Linked DNA regions of Mus musculus: regions 1 and 2 are each linked to region 3. The links are chromatin loops, found by intact Hi-C in ENCODE. Cell type or tissue: heart. All regions are shown on one strand. Each heading gives the region's core, and the rest is flanking DNA. Links, peaks and the distances in the headings are about the cores only.

Region 1 (5,789 bases), core at 361-5,360, 210 kb after region 3:
ATCCCTGCATGTACAGCCCCAACCTGCTAGGAGTCAGAGAGTAGCTGAGGCATGCATAGGTTTTTAGATTAGCCCCATTTCAGCCCCTCCTTCCCTAGGTCTCATCCCTTGCTTGGTGGATGTTAGTCTCCTGTACTTGGTCCTCTGTACCTGAGCCAGCGTCAGTCATTCCCTGCACTCATGGTGACACCCTCTGGCAGTGGTTGACAAAGGCTCACCAAATCTTCTACCTTCACATAAAGGCCCTGCCTGTTGCAGCTGTGGGCATGCATCTTGCCCTGAATGTATGGTTGTCATGGAGAAGTAGGAGAACTGCAGCTTGAGCACCCTGTCTTTTTCTGCCTGCAGAGTTGAATCACTGGAAGCTTTACCTATCCTGAGCCGCAACCCCAGTCGGAGCACAGACCGAGACTGGGAGACTGCATCAGCAGCTTCCTCTTTGGCCTCTGTGGCTGAGTACACAGGTAACAGCCACACAACATCTTTAGGGTATATTGCCCACAGAGGCACTTGGGTATAGATAGCACTCTTTAAAATATATCTTTATTTTGGCCTAAAATGTTTTGTTTTATTTTTTTTTAATTCAATATATACTCAGTGTCAGAGCTATCTCTAACTGCTGGCTGTCCACAGCAGGGACACAGCAGAGACCCTGATCTTATCTCTATTTGTCCCGTGGGCAATAATAACTCCTTACTCTTTTGAGAGCAGAGATAAAGCAGGATCATACATCCTGGTCACTTTCCGGTTTCTGGGTTTGTAATTTGTATAGTAAAGAGACTCAGGTCAGAAAGTAGCAACAAGTACTTTAATTTTTTTTTTTTTAAATTCTTCTGAGTAGATTAGAAGAGGTCTTTATGGTCTGTTTTCAGAAATGCATAATTGTATTTTGTTTCTGAGAAAAGTGTTGCTCTTTTGTGTGTATTTGTGGCTTGTTGTTAATAATTTTGCAATTTTTGATCTGGTTTTCTTAGGTCCTAAACTCTTTAAGGAGCCCAGTAGCAAATCAAACAAACCAATTATTCACAATGCCATCTCCCACTGCTGTCTGGCTGGAAAAGTGAATGAGCCTCACAAGAATTCAATATTGGAGGCAAGTGTCAAATTTTATGGTGGTTATACATAGAATAAAAATAAATTCTGTTAGCCTTTGCTGTTAATGCCAGAGGTATGTTCTCTTCTGTTATTTTAAGCTACCCTGTTACTGAATAGCCATGGAGTCTTTTTCTCCTAATTATCAAGTAGAGGGGTGTGTGTCCTGAAGCATGAACACAGAATTCTCTGTAGGGTTATGGGAGACCCCATAGAAGAACAGGATTTTGTCAGAAAGGTGGATTACTAATTCAGTTAATGGTTTCATTTGGTTCAGAGCTAGACATAGAAGATAAGAGGTATCCTCTTCAGCCGTTCATGGTAGGTATGGCGTGCTGGCCATGCGAGGGCCAGGACCTGGTCCAGTGGGCCACATTCCTGGGGGGAGAGGAGACTGTTTCTGTGGCTATAGATGTGACTTGTTTCTGTTTTTATTTTCTGGTGCTGACAGTGGAACACAGAGCCTAATGCATATATAGTAGACAAGTACCGTGCCACCCAGCAACCCACTTTGTCCCCAGAGTAGAGTAGATATTTTTAAATGGCAGTGCACTTGAGACAGAAAAGAGGCAGGTGACTCTGCTGTCCTGCTAGTGAGTGCCCATGGCTGAAGGCAGAAGTTAGAAGGGTGGGCCTTGGAGGCACTTTGGGCACCTGAGTCACCAAGAACTGAAAAGTTGGGTCAGGTGGAAAACTACTCGTCTTTCCTGTGTCAGTTGTCACTTCCTTGAGGCTGTTTGTGTCTGCTGGTTTGCTGCTTTGTGTCTGCTCATGCCTATAATGTCAGCATTTAAGAGACTGAGGCAGGAGGATTCCTATGAGATTGAAGCTAGCTTGGACTATAGTATAAGACTCTCAAAAAAAGAGAGAGAGAGAGAACAAGAAAAGATGAGAGATGTTAGTAGCCTTTCAAGTTCAAGAGTCTGGAGACAGTTAGAAAGTGAGGGTCAAAGTTAGGGTTTGACATGCTCTTCACAATTGGGAACTGTGAGTATGTGTGCTGGGAGGGAGGCCACATCCGCACAGTGAATGCTTAGAGTGTGTGTATTGGTGAGCCCTGTGCAGTGGCCTAGGGAGGACTGCAGCCAGCATAATATGCTGCATCTTCAGCAGTAGGGTCTTACCGTCTAGTGAGAGTATGCAGCCAAGGACAATGGCAGGATTCTATCTATGTTTGGGGGCCTTTGGCCTCCTTGTAAGGAACTATTCCATGCTTGACACTGAGGTCTGTTGTTTTAATAACACAGGGTTTCCTGGGAGGAACTTTGCAGGGCATCTCCACTCCTTTAAAATTCCTCTTAAAATTTTTTATATTTTAATAAAGTTAGAAATTAGTGGGTTTCCATAAGACTTTGCTATACATCCTTTATATTATTATTATTATTATTGTTGTTGTTTTGTTTTGTTTTATTTCTTTTAAAAATATTTATTTTTATTTTATATGTTATGGATATTTTGCCTGTTTGTATGTCTGGGCACCGTGTGACCAGAAGAAGGTGTTGGATCCTCTAGAACTGGAATTACAGATGGTCGTGAGCTACCATGAGGTGCCAGGAGTTGAACTCCATCCTCTGAAAGAGCAGGAAGTGCTTTTAAGTGCTGAACCTTCTCTCCAGCCCCTGTGTGTGTGTGTGTGTGTGTGTGTGTGTGTGTGTGTGTGTTTCTTATTTTTTAACTCAACTGTATTCTTTCACATGGTACCTAGTCAGCCATGTAAAACTTAATTCCAAACTCTAAAGGGAAGGCAGAGTTAATGTGATGGTCAGCCAGCTCAGTACAAGGAGCCTTCCTGTCAGCCATTGATTTGGACACCCAGGAAGTTAAGTACCAGCTTCCTTACAGAGCCACACTCCAGGAAATGGGTGAGGGACCCTGATACACAACAGCTGCCATGCCTGCAGGTGGCGCTCTTCTTCCTGACCAGAGCTCATTCAGCCATGTTTAAACACCGTTCATATAGGTTAGGTCAGTATTGTATACAGACTTAGTTTTCTTTTTCTATTTAATTTTTTACATTTGTAGGTTGATAGTGGCTGGAGAGAGATCTCAATGGTTAAGAGCACTGGCTGCACTTCTAGAAGCTGGGGTTTGACTCTTAGGCCCACCTGGCAGGTCACCACCGTCTGTAACTCTAATACTAGGGGCACCACTGCCCTCTTCTGGCTTTCATGTGGTACACAGACAAACATGTAGGCAAAACATTCTGGGTCAGTGAGGTGGCTCAGCAAATACTGACAGCATGAGTTTGATCCTCGGAACACATGCGTAGCTGAAAGGGGAGAACCAGTTTAAAAAGTTGTCCTCTGACCTACACACGTGTACCCTTTCCATCATACACATGTACATACTACAAAGGATAGACAATAATAAGCCCATTACATTACACTGGCAAAATCAAATGTTTTGGAAATTGTCTCTTCTGAAGCAAAGATAAGCCATTGTTTTATATTTTTATAACTCTTAAATTTTCGGCTTTATGGGCGAGAACTGGGACCTCCTTTTGGTCTGGCACACCCTGCTTTTTGGGTGGCCTCAGAGTCTCTTTTGCACTCACTGGAGATGGTAGGCTGAGATTATAACACTGCAGTCTGATGCCAGGAAAGTTCAGGAGCCCCCACCATACTCAGGAACTGCTGATACCGAGAGTTTATGTGGAGGAGTGCACAATGTAGGACTGTATTCTCACACACTGCATAGCAAAGCCTGGTAGCAACGTCAATAGGTTGTTGGCTGCAGGTTCTTTCTTGGTAATAGCTTTATTAGAGTGGGATGTGGTGGCACATGCCATTGGTCCCAGCACTCAGGAAGCAGAGGCAGGGAGATCTCTGGGTTTAAGGCCCACCTGGTCTACAGAGTGAGTTCTAAGACAGCCAGGGCTACACAGAGAACCCTGTCTTGGCTGGAGGGGGAGGGGTAAAATCTAGACTTTAGTTCACAAATGCTACCCTTTGAAAGCCATCACTCAGTAGGTTTCTGTGTATTTAGTTCAGTCACTGGTCTACATGCGGTCTGTCTCCTTGGATGTCCTTATTCTTGACTTTGCATATAGAAGGAAGACTCAGACATGTAAGTGGCCATGGTAGTCAGGACTTGGAGAGAGTGTGGTCACAGGATGTCATTTGGTACAGTGTGATGAGCCGCAGACAGTTTTCGCAGTTTCCTTGAGAACAGACTCCACGTCCACTGTGGAGAGCAGCTGACTACATCATTTCATATCTGCCCTCATAGTCTTCTTTATTTTAGCATTCATTGTGAACTGGTGCTCACTTGGTTTTGATTTACGTTTCTCCACAGCATGGAGCTGTGAAGCATCTTTTTATATGATTCCTCAGTTTGTCTCAGCAGCATTTTTCCTTGCTTGCTCAGAGTCTTTAGTAAAATCTCATTGGCCAGCCATAGCTTTTTTGAGTGGGGAGGCTGTGCTGAACCTGTTTTGTCTGTCTTAAAAGAGGATGTTTATTGGACCCTTACTGCCTTGGAACAATACCTACCCATTGGACAACAATGGGAATCTAGGGTGTAAGAGTGACATTCAGTGTTTTCCATCTCTTCCTACTCCCCAGGAGCTGGAGAAGTGTGATGCCAACCACTATATTATTCTGTTCCGAGATGCGGGCTGCCAGTTCAGGGCACTTTACTGCTACCAACCCGACACTGAAGAAATCTACAAACTCACTGGCACGGGGCCAAAAAGCATCACCAAGAAGATGATTGACAAACTATATAAATACAGCTCAGACCGAAAGCAGTTTAACCTGATCCCAGCCAAGACCATGTCAGTCAGCGTGGATGCACTCACGATCCATAACCACTTGTGGCAGCCCAAGCGGCCCACGGTGCCAAAGAAGACCCAGACTCGTAAGTGACCATGGCAACCAGGACTCTGAGAGGTTGTGCTGACGGGATCCCTATTTATTATTTTCATCTACTTGGTACGAAGTTGATGAGCCATGGACAGTTTTCTACAGCGGTTCCTAGAGAACAGAGAAGATGCTCTCTCCCCTGCACACATGGATGCTGGGCATGACATATGCAGGAGTGAGTCCTGTGCTTTCATGGGCATGGCTGCTGTGGCCCTGCTGACCACTGAGATCCTCAGAATAAGGGACACCATGGAGTGAGATCCTGGCCTGTGGGCCCCTCACTTGAAGTTCTTCAGAATAAGTTAAATGTGATCTGCTCTCTGGCCTCCCTTCACCCCTGTGCACATTGCCTGATGCCCCATGTTGGCCAGCTGTAATCGTGCGTGATTATAGGGCCAAGGCTCATTCGGGTCAGGGTGTTTGAATGTCTTCATAAAAGGAGTTCGTATGGGAAATCTTTTTCATTTTAGAAATTGTATAATATTTATTGACTGTGTCTACTGCCAACCTTTATATCCAGTTCTAAGATTCTGAAAAAAAGAAAAGAAAAAAAAAAACCTGTTCCTTGCTGCTCAGAAAAAGTTTACTGAAAATGTCAGTTCACTAAAAGCACTGAAATCGGTAAAGTTTGTCTTCTGCTAAAATGACGTTTACATATGTGGAGTGAGTATTTCTGCCACACAGTTGGGGGCTGTGGGTACTGCTAGCTGATGCTGGCCTCATTGGAAGCCGGCAGCTAAGCCGGCTTAGCCACCACTGGTTAGGTCTGGGGAATGTGCTGGCATGTTCACTCTGATAAAGGCAGATTTTGGTATAGTAGCGTACTTTCCACCC
Region 2 (5,789 bases), core at 361-5,360, 300 kb after region 3:
TCCAGTGCCAAGCCCTGGTCAGGAGGTACCAGTGAGTCACCAGGTGGGCTGCTTCTCATGCCAGTTTGCCCTTCTTGGATGTTAATGTCTCCCATCATTTATATTTGCCGTGTCTACAAGTCTCAGCTGGCCGGCAGGGGTTCTAAGCAGCCGCATACACAGGGGCTGGGGATAGTCAGCTGGTCCGAGGGAGGAAGGAGCTTGACCAAGCTCATAGGAGCAGTGCTGAGGGGACTCCTGACTGGAGCCCATGTGAGCAATCCAAGGCCTAGAGACTACTTTTCCAGGAACCTGCCCTGACACAGAGTTGGACATTGCCCTGCGTGGTCACCTGTTGTCAAGTACCTTTGGCTTTCATATGCACACACTGTAGGACAGTAGCTGGCCTAAGCCATGTGGGCTAACCTATCTTCTCCCTGTTAAGAGTCTTCCAGCTTGGGTCCTGGGCTCCCACCCTGGATCCCTCACTCATGGCAGCCAGCCACTCCCGAGGCAAGTGACATTGTTCCTGGTGGGTCACACCAGGTGGCATCCCTGGCCGGGGACCCTGAATCTTCCGGCATGCTGGCTGAGGAGGCCAACTTGGTCTTGGCATCTGTGCCTGATGCCAGGTGGGTGCTTCTGAGTATGTGTGTCACTGGCCTGCCTATGGCCTAGCACTAGTCTGTGCTTTTCTCCACTTCTGGAAGCTTCTGGTCCTGACTTCTACACCACACTGAGAGGAGGCCCAGGCAGCTGGCCCAAGCCAGACTCACCATGTGGCTTTCTGATATGTGTTCCTAAAACATTTTTGTCTCCTAATTGTCTTTTGTTTGGGCTGATGGTGAAATAATTTTGTGTTTGGGGAGCACACACCAGCTGGGATGTGGGAGGCAAAGGGAGGGATGAGGCTGTGGCTGGAGAAGCCAGCATAGATCTCTGTTCAGCAGAGCCCAATGGCTACGGCCTGTGCCCTTCGGCTGCCATTTCTACACTTGGTCCTGTTGGAGTCAGCCTCCGTGGACTCTGATGGACCTTTGCAGGATGGGGCTGTGTTTCTGTTGGTTTCTAGTGTCTAGGTGCACTTGTGGCGACTTGGGGATCTTTTCATCTCCAGGTACACCACAGGGGCAGGGTCCGATGTGGTGGATGGAGCACCCTTTCTGATGACCACCAATCCTGACTGGTGGTTGGGTGAGTGAGCCTAGGCTGCCTTTCCCCCACACCAGCCCTGGCTCTGGGGCCTGTGTCCAGCCAGCCAGGACCAGGAGACCGTATCCGATCTCAGCTTGCTCTCTGACCCAAGGTCCCCAAATCATCTCCCCGCATCTAGCTATGTTCAGGATGACAGACAGGGACAGAGGTAACGTCTGACCATATGCAATGACGTGAGCACATGATATGTGCAAATGGCTGTGTGAGTCCTGGGTGTTCTCAGTAAAGTTCCTAGGTCGGCACCAGGACAAGTCAGGTGTTCTGCGTCTCCTCAATCTTTAGGATCCGGTGTTGAGTGAACACCTCTGTGGTCCTGGCATGGAGAGCAGCATCTCCTGAGGCATGAGAGTAGGTCACCAGACTTGGCATCATCCTACCTCCCTGGGAGGAGAGAAATGGGGTTCACATTCTCTCACAGAGGGGCAACAGGCACCTAGAATGGACACTGTGCTAGCAGCATGGGAACCCCTACCATGCTGTGGCCAGTCTTTGGCCAGTGTCTGAGGTACATGTCTGCCTTACTGATGTTTCTTTTCCTTCCAGGGTCGGTGGAGGGCAGAGGAGGCCCAGCCCTTGCCAGGAGCAGCCCAGTGGATGGGGCAGAGCCAAGCTTCATCGGAGACCCTGAGCTTTGCTCCCAGGAGCTCCAGGCTGGTCCTGGAGAGCTGTGGGGTTTGGATTTTGGCAGCCCTGGCCTGGCCCTGAAGGATGAAGCGGACAGCATCTTCCCTGACTTTTTCCCCTGATAGCTGAGTCCCCCAGAGTTTAGTTTGCTGGGGAGCTGTCCTGTGCCTGGGTGTTGTATTTTGGGCTTGGTTTGCAGCTGAGGCCTAATTTGAGGGAGCCTGGCAGGGCTGTGAGTGGAGTTTGTATTAAAGAGGAAAGTGGTTTTTCTGGCAGAAACAAAATTTCCCTGGCTTTTGAGTAATTAATCCGATTCATTGGGCACATTGCCCCAACTCCATTCAGAGCACAGGCAGCTGCCTGGGTCTTTGAGCAGAGGTCCTCAGCTTGGTAGGATCCCTGAGTAACCTACTTCTGTGCCTTGTCCCAGTGCTTTCCTCCTCCTCCTTCCTGGGGTCAGGTGTTTGAGTTGGGTGGAGCCTTTCTGGGGACCCCAGTGTCCTCTCCCTCAGTTCAGCATGTCCTGAGGGAAGGTCTGGTCCCCTATTACTGCCAGTCACCCCTGTACTTGGCTGCACATGGGCTCTTGGGGACACTCTGCATCGAGCCCACACCCCTCCACACTGGGCTGCCATGGGCAGACTGACGATTGGTATTTGTCTTTCTCCTGTTCTCCTGGGCAAGCTGAGGGCTTGTCCTGCTGTCAACATCTGGAGACACTCCGGGTACCTGGGACTTCCCCCACCCCACCCCACCCCACCCCAGTCCCTGTTCTGGGGCCAGAGCAGCCCAGCCTGATTCATCCTTGAATCAAGAACCTTGAATGTGTGATCAGAGCTCCCATCAGGCTGCCCCCACATCCAGTGGAATGTTCCATTAATTCCCATGAGTCACTGCAGACAGCTCAGGAGCAGGTGGCGTGGGATTGTGAGCATTGACATCATCACACCACCCCAGGAGCTGAGAGAAGCACATGGTGGACCACGAGGGCCTGAGTGTTGGACACTGTGGTCCCAGGTGGGTGCTGAGCAGAGCTGTCCACCCCCATCCCCCAGGTCCTCGCCACCACCAACTCTTGTGGTTTACAGGGCTGAAGACCTTGTTCAGAGGAGGGGGTGGCCTCCAGATTCCTGGCTGCCAGTGTGCCAAACTCACACCAGATTCCTTGAGCACAGGAAGCGTAGCCTCACTTTGGTTGTCCGATGTTTGAGCTTATCCATCAATTCCAACTGCGTGGATTCATGTCTTCTAGAAGACTACCACGTCTGTGTGTGCATACTGTGGATGCTAAGGCAGGCAGGCAGGCATGTATGTGTGTTTGTGCACCCATATAGGTATGTATGCAGTGTGTCTGTGTGTATGCAGGCATGCATGTTAGGGTGTGTGCACATAGGCTACAGGAGGGTAGGTATTGAGGTCTTTGGAGGCAAACATCTATACCTACCCTGCTGTGTGACTGCTCCCCTGGCCTGGGACATGTCCCACAATTCACAGTTCACAACCTTAGTCTTGGCTTGCTGCTCCTTCTGGTTTTGTCCACCTAGAGGCAGGTCACGGAAGATTCAGGTCTTACCCTTCCAGGCTGATAGGCTGAATGTATTCAGCCATCGCTGGGGCTGCTTTCTCCCCTGGACCCCTTAAATCCTCGGGGTCTCTGCGGTCAGGTGTGGCCTCACCCATGGCACTTGAGAGTCAGGGAACTTACCTTGTTCACAGTCATGACTTAGGTCCTACAGGGATGGAAGGAATTCCCACACAGGAATGCCAGGAGGCAGGTGGTTTCTTCTTTCTGAGCCAGTGCTAAGAATGAACCCGAGGCCCAGCCTGGCTTGTGGACCAGAAGTAAGAGATCACAGATCCTGCCTGATCAGGTGATGGGAGACCACAGGGCTTGGGACAGCAGGGGCACAGCCCCCAGAGCCCTGGGATTGAGGTCAGCTTTCTCTCAGTAGTACTTCAATGCAAGAGAGTTGGGTACTTCGGACCCCACCCCTCATGGCGTAGGAAGGGCTGCCTGGCTCAGATGTGTGGCCATGGTGTCCACTCCTGTTAGGCTCTGTAGGTATGGATGTGGTTCCTTGTGTGGCCATACTTTGACCTCCCCCTCCCCCCCAAACTATTAGTCTGGATGACAGAGGTTGCCATAGATACTGTCTAGCTGGGTTTAGGAGACTATGAGTATCTCAGATACTCTTGCTGATGGTTGTGGGCCTCAGCCTGGGTGGTCTGCTCCAACACTACTCCATCATCCATTTCCTCCTGCAGAACCCTAGAATCTCTCACTTGGCTCCTCCCAGGCCCCAGAGTGTGGACCTGGCCACACCCCCTGAGAATCAGCCCCTCCCTCTGCACGATGGCCACTCTGCACGTTTAGCTGCTTGGGGGAAAGGTCCCACCTGCCTGAAAGCCGGGTTCTGGGGTGTTAATGGCCACATTTCATCCCTGCCACTATTATCTCCCAATGCTCTGCAACTACCGTACCCCCAAAGCTTGGGGACATGCAGTCTGGTGGCATGGAGGGCACATCGCAGTGCTGCCTTCTCTGTGGGGTTTCTCAGAGTGGTGTCTCGGGGTGGGAATCCCAGTGAGGTGGGAGGGGGCCTCACTAGCATCATAGTTTTCGGGGGGTCCAGGAATCATCCAGAGGCACTGTTCATGATCACCCTTTAGACCCCAAGTGAGGCACTCTCTGGGAACTTTCAGACTGCTGGATTCCTTTGGAATCCCCAATGAATTTGAGCAGCAGTGCCTATGTATGTGACTTCAGCCCAGCAATGATGACAGAGGCTTGGGGAGGGGCTAGGACTTCTCTGTCCATGGGCCTCAACTTGGGTTTGAAGATAGCCTGCATGCTTTGTAGGGGAAGCTGAGCCATGTGATGCACTCAAGAGTATTGGGTTCCTTCTGTGGGTTCTTTGTAGGCATGGGCTTCAAGGATGGTTGTGGGAAGGGGATTTCTGGCAGTTAGAAGTGTGCCTCATTCCACTCTAAACCTCTCCAGCAACTTCACACAGTTCTGTGAAACTATACAGTTCTGCTTTCATGAAGCCCACGTTCCCTTTGTGCATTCGTGCTAAATTCATATCTGGATCTCAGAAAGGAGGGATGGGAAAGAGCAGGGTTGCCTATGCTCCTGATACAACTGGGAGAGCCACACAGGAACAGACGTCTGAATTCTGGAAGCTCTGAATGTGTCCTTTGGCAGAGGAGTGAGGTTGTAGAGACGTGTGTACATTGTGGGACATGTGCATGGAGGGGTGTGTGTACAAGCATGTGCATGTCTCACAGGCACACATGGATATATGCATGTGCGTGTGCATGTGTGCATTCTGGACTATACTTCCATGTCCTCCCTTCTCTTGGCTGTCATATTGGGATGCAGGCATCTGAAACTGCAGATGGAGAAATGTAATTGCTGCATCCTGGTTCCAGGGTGCCAGTTGTCCCTGCCTTCAGGGGGTCATCCTCAGTGTCCTTACCTAGTGGTCCCCATGCTCTGCAGGTCCTCCCATGACTTTCAGCCAGCCAGATGTGACCCTGGGGTTGCTTGAAGAATGGTCTAGGGGCTGTGGCACTCACAGCGCTTCTCAGGTGACATTCCTGCCTGAAGGAGGTCCTCCAGAGGTTAGCAGTCACAGAGTCTCAGGGAATGACACTCCTGGCTGCAGTGTGGCTTCCAGGGTGGTAGCTCTCTGGATTCTTTCTGGTTTTCATAGATGTGGCAGTTAGGTGATGTGTCCAACCATCAGGAAGTTTGTGGGTGGGCCTCTTTTGAAGCTTTGACCTTCATGAGCTGGGCCCTCCACATCCCTGCCTGTTGCCCCTCTTGGCTCTTCCTGATAGGTGGCTCTGGTTTGGCTCTCCCTGCTGTGGGAGGCCAGCTCTAAGTGTGGACAGTGACATTGATGCTCTCAGCTGGCCTGGCCTTTTTCGTTCAGGACTTTTGGGTCAGGCCATGGAGCATGAATGAC
Region 3 (5,789 bases), core at 422-5,421:
CACAAGAGGTGGGTCCTCCTGCATTTTGGAGTCAAGCCCTCTCCTTGTCAGTAAAATGGAGGCTAAGCTGTTGTCCTTGAAGTAGTTTATAAAGATTAATGTGGGGCTGGTGAGATGGCTCAGTGGTTAAGAGTGCCGACTGCTCTTCCGAAGGTCCCGAGTTCAAATCCCAGCAACCACATGGTGGCTCACAACCATCCGTAACGAAATCTGATGCCCTCTTCTGGAGTATCTGAGGACAGCTACAGTGTACTTACATATAATAAATAAATAAATCAAAAAAATTTTTTAAATGATTAATGTGGCCCATTTCCTCACTCAAATCACAGAAGAGAGAAGCTCAAAGTGAGAAAGACACTTGTTTCAAAGGACGACTGCGTCTGCTCTCAGATGGTGCAGACAGCAAGAGGGCCACTGGGTTCCTGACACAGCTCCCCAGCCCTGAATGCTGTTAGAATGGCACCAAACAGCCACAGACAGGAATGAGCTTGTCCCGTGCATGTTTACACCAGAGCGGAGCAGAAAGCAGAGGCAGCCCAGAAGCCTCTCACTTAAGACTCTGGGCAGGCAGAAGCAATAACTCACAGGATGACTAAGGCACAGGGCAGTGGCTCAGACAGTGTGGGAGGACTTTGAATGATGAGGGACAGAGGGTGTTGGGACCACATGCCCTCCCTTAACCCGGGGAAACAAGGGTGGCCTGTGTGTCTTGTGGACTGTATTGGCCTGTGTGGCCTATAAGCTCAGGACGATCCTTGCCTGAGGTCAGTGACATCACATGGAAAGTGGTGGACTTCACTGAAATACAACATAGCCTAGTATGCTTAATCCTGGCTGAACCCTTAGCACCACCAAAATAAAAAATAAATAAAAAAGAGGAGGAGGGGTGGGGAATGGACTAATCTACACCTCCTGCTGTAACAAACGCCTAGAGAGAGGCAGTTTACCCAACAGGTATCCATTGCCTCCCATCCCAGCCTTCACGGCATCTGGGCATCCCTCCTGTGTGTGCACACATGCATGTGTGTGTTCCTCTGCATGTTTGTCTGTATCATGATCTCCAGTCATCTTGGATTAGGACCTATCACCATAGAGACTCCACTTTACAGTACTGACCTCTTTCAAGGCCTCAAGTCTCCGAATAGTTACATGCTGACACCCTTAGGGTTAGGACGTCAACATACAGGTGTGCAGAACATAATTCAACTCAAGGGTCTTCTCTCCCTCTCGGTTCTACAAGCCAGGAACTTCTGCAGGTTGCAGAAAGGATGCTTGAGCTGTCTGCTGGTGAAGGGACTTGCAGTGTTTTCAGGTTGGCAGTGTTTCTGGGTCATCATCTCACTGCAGACAGCAAGCTGGCATTGGCTGCTGGCCAGAGGCCTTCAGTTTCTCCCTACAGGGCTCAAGGTGGCAACTGTCAGCTGTTATGCCATCCCTCCAGTTCCTGGGAGAAGTCCGTGAGGGCAGGGAGGGTACCACAGTGAGCTCTGTGACCTGGCCTCCTAAGTCACTCAGTGAGCTCTGGGCAATATGAAGTGTTGTCCTCACAGAAGGGACCATACAGGGCTACCTGAATGCTGCTTCTGGAGCAGCAGGAAGAGAAGTGCCTTGCTGTGGGCCAGGCCATCTTCTGCCAGCTTTACTGGACCAACAAAGCTAGGTCCACAACTTTCTGTGAGGGCCTATGCACTGCTTCCTCACTTTACAGACAAGGGGACTGAGACCAGGGAGGCTGAGTCTTTAATCCTAGCTGGAAGCGGTGGCTGGGACACAGAGCAGGCAGCCTACTCAGCACCATTTCTTTTTGTTGTTGTTGTTGTTTTTGTTGTTTCAAGACAGTGTTTATGTAACTCTGGCTATCCTAGAACTCATCCTGTAGACCAGGCTAGCCTCGAACTCCAAGATCCACCTGCCCCTGCCTCCAGAGTGCTGAGATTAAAGGTGTGCACCACCACCTCCTGGCAAACATCTGTCATTTCTACCATGACGACAGCCCAAGAAGGGCACCCATCTTGGAATCCTGGGGTAAAGAAGTAATTGTGTCAGGGATACAAGAGACCAGGGGATTTTATCAAGAACTATCACTGTCTCAGGTTGAAATTCAGTCACCAAGGACCAGGAAGGACTAAGCCTCCAGCAAACAGTGGCTAGAGTGTGCAGAGTTGACAAGTGACACCTGCTACATACAGCATGGTGCAAGAGCTGGCATCTGAGGTGAAGATGATGTGGAAGGACCACATGCCACATAGCAAGTAAACTTAAGAAAAATCTCTCACCTTGTCAGTGAAAGGGAGGCTGAGCTGGTGTCCTTGAAGTGCTTTATATGGATTCAAATGGCCTGTTTCCTCACTCAGCACAGAGGAGAGAAGCTCAAAGTGAAGAAAACAGCCTTCCTTCCTTCCTTCCTTCCTTCCTTCCTTTCTTTCTTTCTTTCTTTCTTTCTTTCTTTCTTTCTTTCTTTCTTTCTTTGTGTGTAGCCCAGGCTGGCCTCGAACTCAGAAATCCGCCTGCCTCTGCCTCCCAAGTGCTGGAATTAAAGGCGTGCGCCACCACTGCCTGGCAGGAAAGCATCATTTCAAGTGAGGGTTGCACCCACTCTCAGGCAGTGCGGACAGCACGAAGGCCACTGGGTCCTGATGCTACCCGGCTCTGACTGTTCTGTAAAGATGGCACCAAGGCAGCCACAGACACAAATGAGATGGCCTCAGTCCCATGGGCCCCGTGCCTGGGTTTGGACTATACCTTCCTCTCATTTCTGTAGGTCTTTAAGAGTCTGGGGCCAGGTGTGGTGGTCCCAGCACTCGGGAGGCAGAGGCAGGCAGATTTCTGAGTTCAAGGCCAGCCTGGTCTACAAAGTGAGTTCCAGGACAGCCAAGGCTACACAGAGAAACCCTGTCTTGAAAAACCAAAATAAATAAATAAAATAAAATAAAATAAAAATTTAAAAAAAGTCTGGGACATGCCGTGCACAGTCCCAGCAGGTGGCGCCAGGCCACTGTCCAGTGCTTGCCCACTGAGAAGCCCAGAGCAGATAGCAGGGTGGAAGCTGACAGACAGACTTCAGGTAGACTTTCTATGGCGGGACTGTCCTATAGCAAACAGAACAACTGAGATTGGATCCTATCCTTGGGGATGACCCTGCTGTGGTCTGGATCATTCTGGAATCAGTTCGTGGGTGGTGGTACCCAACACTTCCAAGAACTAGCAGAAAGCAAGAGAGTAGAGGTCACAAGAAGCATCCTTTAGTGAGACGTTCAGGGTGCTTTCAGTCTCCGTCCAGTGGTCCAACATTAGAGGCCAAGAGCTGTCAGCAGCAGCTACCTGCCCAACCTCAGAGGGAGAGAGCCTCAAAGTCAGAGGTGTAGAGGACTCTGAGGGCTCTTACAGGAGCAACAGGGCTGAACAAGTGGAAAGGGACAGAGGGACAGAAAAAGTAGAGAAACTGGACATCTCTAGTAGGGACAGAACCAAGGGGGGAGCTAAAGGAGGGGACGATCAAGAAAACAGAAGATCATCACTCCAGGGTGACAGAAACTCAGGCCAGGGGAGGAAATGCTTCTTATTGTTTCGAGACAGGGTCACATAGTCCAGGGGCTCCAGTTGACTTAGACTTATTGTAAGCATTACTTCTGTGTGCATGGTGTGTGTGTGTGTGTGTGTGTGTGTGTGTGTGTGTGTAAGTCAGAGGGCAACAGGAGGGCATCAATTTTCACCTTTGTTATGTGGGTACCAAGGATTGTTAATTTGGTGGCAAGTGCCTTTACCCACAAGCCATCTCACTGACCCAAGATGTGTTTGACATACTCTCACCAAGAAGACCTGGCTGGCATAGAACTTACAGAGATCCGCCTGCCTCTGGAGTGCTGTGATTAAAAGAGAGTATAATGACATATGGCACATTCACTTATTTTTACATCTATTCATTCATTTGTGGGCTGTACTGGCAGGATGTGCACATGCCACTGCCTGTAGCTGCTCTTGGTCTTGCGTGGGCTGGGGCCTCCAAGTGTTCCCTGTGAAGTGCAAAGGTGCCTTGCAGCCAGCCCTAGGTTCCCCTTTCCTGCAAAGGGTCTGTTTCTCTTCCCTGGGAGCCTGCATTTGACGCCTGGGTAAGCAGGAGGGTCAATGTAGGATAACCCTGTAAGGCTACTTTCCGGTCCGTCATGGGATGATGGCCTGACCCAACCTTCTCTCCACATCCTAGCAACAAACGCACACATCAACTTTTAACTGAAACCTACCACACCTGCTTGCAGGAACCTGGCAAGGTCATTTAGACCGGTGACACACCAGCTTAACTCTTTCTTTTGGCGCTTCCAGGATCCTTGTGCTCTACAGCGAGTACCCCTAAAGCACGAGATCGCTTCATCTGCAACCGTCACTGCTCTCTGGGTGCCAGCGGCGCGCGTTGGGACACAGGAAAAACTCCACCGCACCACCAGAAAGGAGACAAGCTCACACCACAGCGAGAAAGCCCCTCCCACACTCGCGCACGCGCACTGACACGGAGAGGACCAGCCTCCTCGCCCTTAGTTCTCCCATCTGCGCCTGCGCGGGAGAGCTAAACTCACGCTCCGGCTGAGGCCGCGGGCCAATGACGTCACGGTCGGCTCACGGCGCGCGCACGCTAGTGCGCGTCCTCGGATAATGAGGAATTCCTGGATGCTCCGCGCGGGCCCGCGGTGGGCGCTGCGAGGCTTCACCGTGTCGTCGCGGGCGGAGGGGGCGTGAAGACCGTGCTACGGTGGCCGCCGAGGGACAACACTACGGCTCCCACGCTGGGACAAACGCCTCGGGCCCGGCCCGGGAGCGCCCTCCCCTCCGGGCCAGAGCCAGCCGGGGGCAACTGAAGGGCCGCGCGAAGCGACCCCGTCCTCGGCGGCATGTGCCCGCCTTGGCGTCGCACCCCCGGGGCACAAGCTCAGCCGCAGGCCCGGTCCCCAGCACCGTCGGCCCGCCGCATGGTTCCGGACACCGGCACCGCCACGGAGAGGGCACCGGGTGAGCCGCCGAGGACGGGCGGGGACCGGCCACGGACCTAAGGGCCGTCTCCACGGCAACGGCGCCCCGACACCGGAAGTGGCGCCCGCAGAAAACGCGGGCTGAGGGCCGGGGTCGCGCGTAGCCTATGGCTAGTGAGGGTCGTATCTCCACGCGCCGAGTTAGCGGGCCTTGGAGAGCTGGATGTCCTGCTCTAGGGTCCCGTGCTCAGAGACGCGTGCCCCGCGCCGGGCCGCGCCATGGCATGCACCTCCACCCGAGTACACCTGCTGCAGACCGCATCCCCCTCCTGTGCGGTGTCCAGTGACACGCCTGAATGAGGCCATTGCCCTGTCTAGCTGGGTAAAACATAGCTAAGCCTCCCCGGCTCGGGACAGGTTTCCTCCCACTGCGCCTCGGCCGCAGCTGCGCTGGCGGCCATTTGCTCAGGACCTACGGCGGTGACAGAAGCCGTTGGAGTGGAAGTCGCAAAAGCCTGTTGGCGATGTTGCCCTGTCCTGTTACCAACTTTTGGTCTCTAGTGTCCCATAGTTTGAAATTTAGTGTTTTTTTTCCCCCATATGCAAATTAACATAGGCTGCTGCGAATGACAATTGCTTGGTGAAACAAGGAACCACACGCCATTTCTCCTCTCTGTGTCCCAGTTTGGAGAACTCTGACACTATGTCCAGCCTAGATAAGCCAGTAATGCTTTTGTTGTGTACAGGCAGCCCCAGGGAAGAGGTCTTGGTGCCTCAATTTACGGAGCAAGATCAGTGGGAGGTGAGATGGTAACCTGCCAAAATAAT

The links. Peaks named below come from ENCODE experiments on the same cell type or tissue, not always from the same donor. Only the 100,000 strongest peaks of a DNase experiment are listed, where the experiment ranks them.
Region 1: a loop joins it to region 3, with 2.5 times the contacts of the local background. A loop is called at or near these places in 5 of 42 quality-filtered maps.
Region 2: a loop joins it to region 3, with 4 times the contacts of the local background. A loop is called at or near these places in 16 of 42 quality-filtered maps.

The regions. Positions count from the first base shown.
Region 1 is chr2:25,928,895-25,934,683 of GRCm38, reverse strand. Camsap1 (calmodulin regulated spectrin-associated protein 1) reads left to right here. Exons shown (of 18, transcript NM_001372499.1): 16 at 349-464; 17 at 975-1,093; 18 at 4,656-5,789. The coding sequence ends at 4,958. Among named protein-coding and RNA genes, the nearest start is that of Camsap1, 51 kb to the left of the region's middle. In heart, for the core only: a CTCF peak has its summit at 2,999 (motif pointing right); no DNase peak of the experiment used is centred there.
Region 2 is chr2:25,839,308-25,845,096 of GRCm38, reverse strand. Sohlh1 (spermatogenesis and oogenesis specific basic helix-loop-helix 1) reads left to right here. Exons shown (of 8, transcript NM_001001714.1): 6 at 425-611; 7 at 1,097-1,173; 8 at 1,738-2,102. The coding sequence ends at 1,940. Among named protein-coding and RNA genes, the nearest start is that of Sohlh1, 5.0 kb to the left of the region's middle. In heart, for the core only: no CTCF peak of the experiment used is centred there; no DNase peak of the experiment used is centred there; H3K27me3 peaks cover 790 bases.
Region 3 is chr2:26,139,351-26,145,139 of GRCm38, reverse strand. It overlaps Tmem250-ps (transmembrane protein 250, pseudogene), which reads left to right and starts at 4,634. Exons shown (of 2, transcript NM_001256521.1): 1 at 4,634-5,001. In heart, for the core only: a CTCF peak has its summit at 2,977 (motif pointing right); DNase peaks (open chromatin) are centred at 1,369, 2,679, 3,139 and 4,609; H3K4me3 peaks cover 1,686 bases; H3K27ac peaks cover 1,868 bases.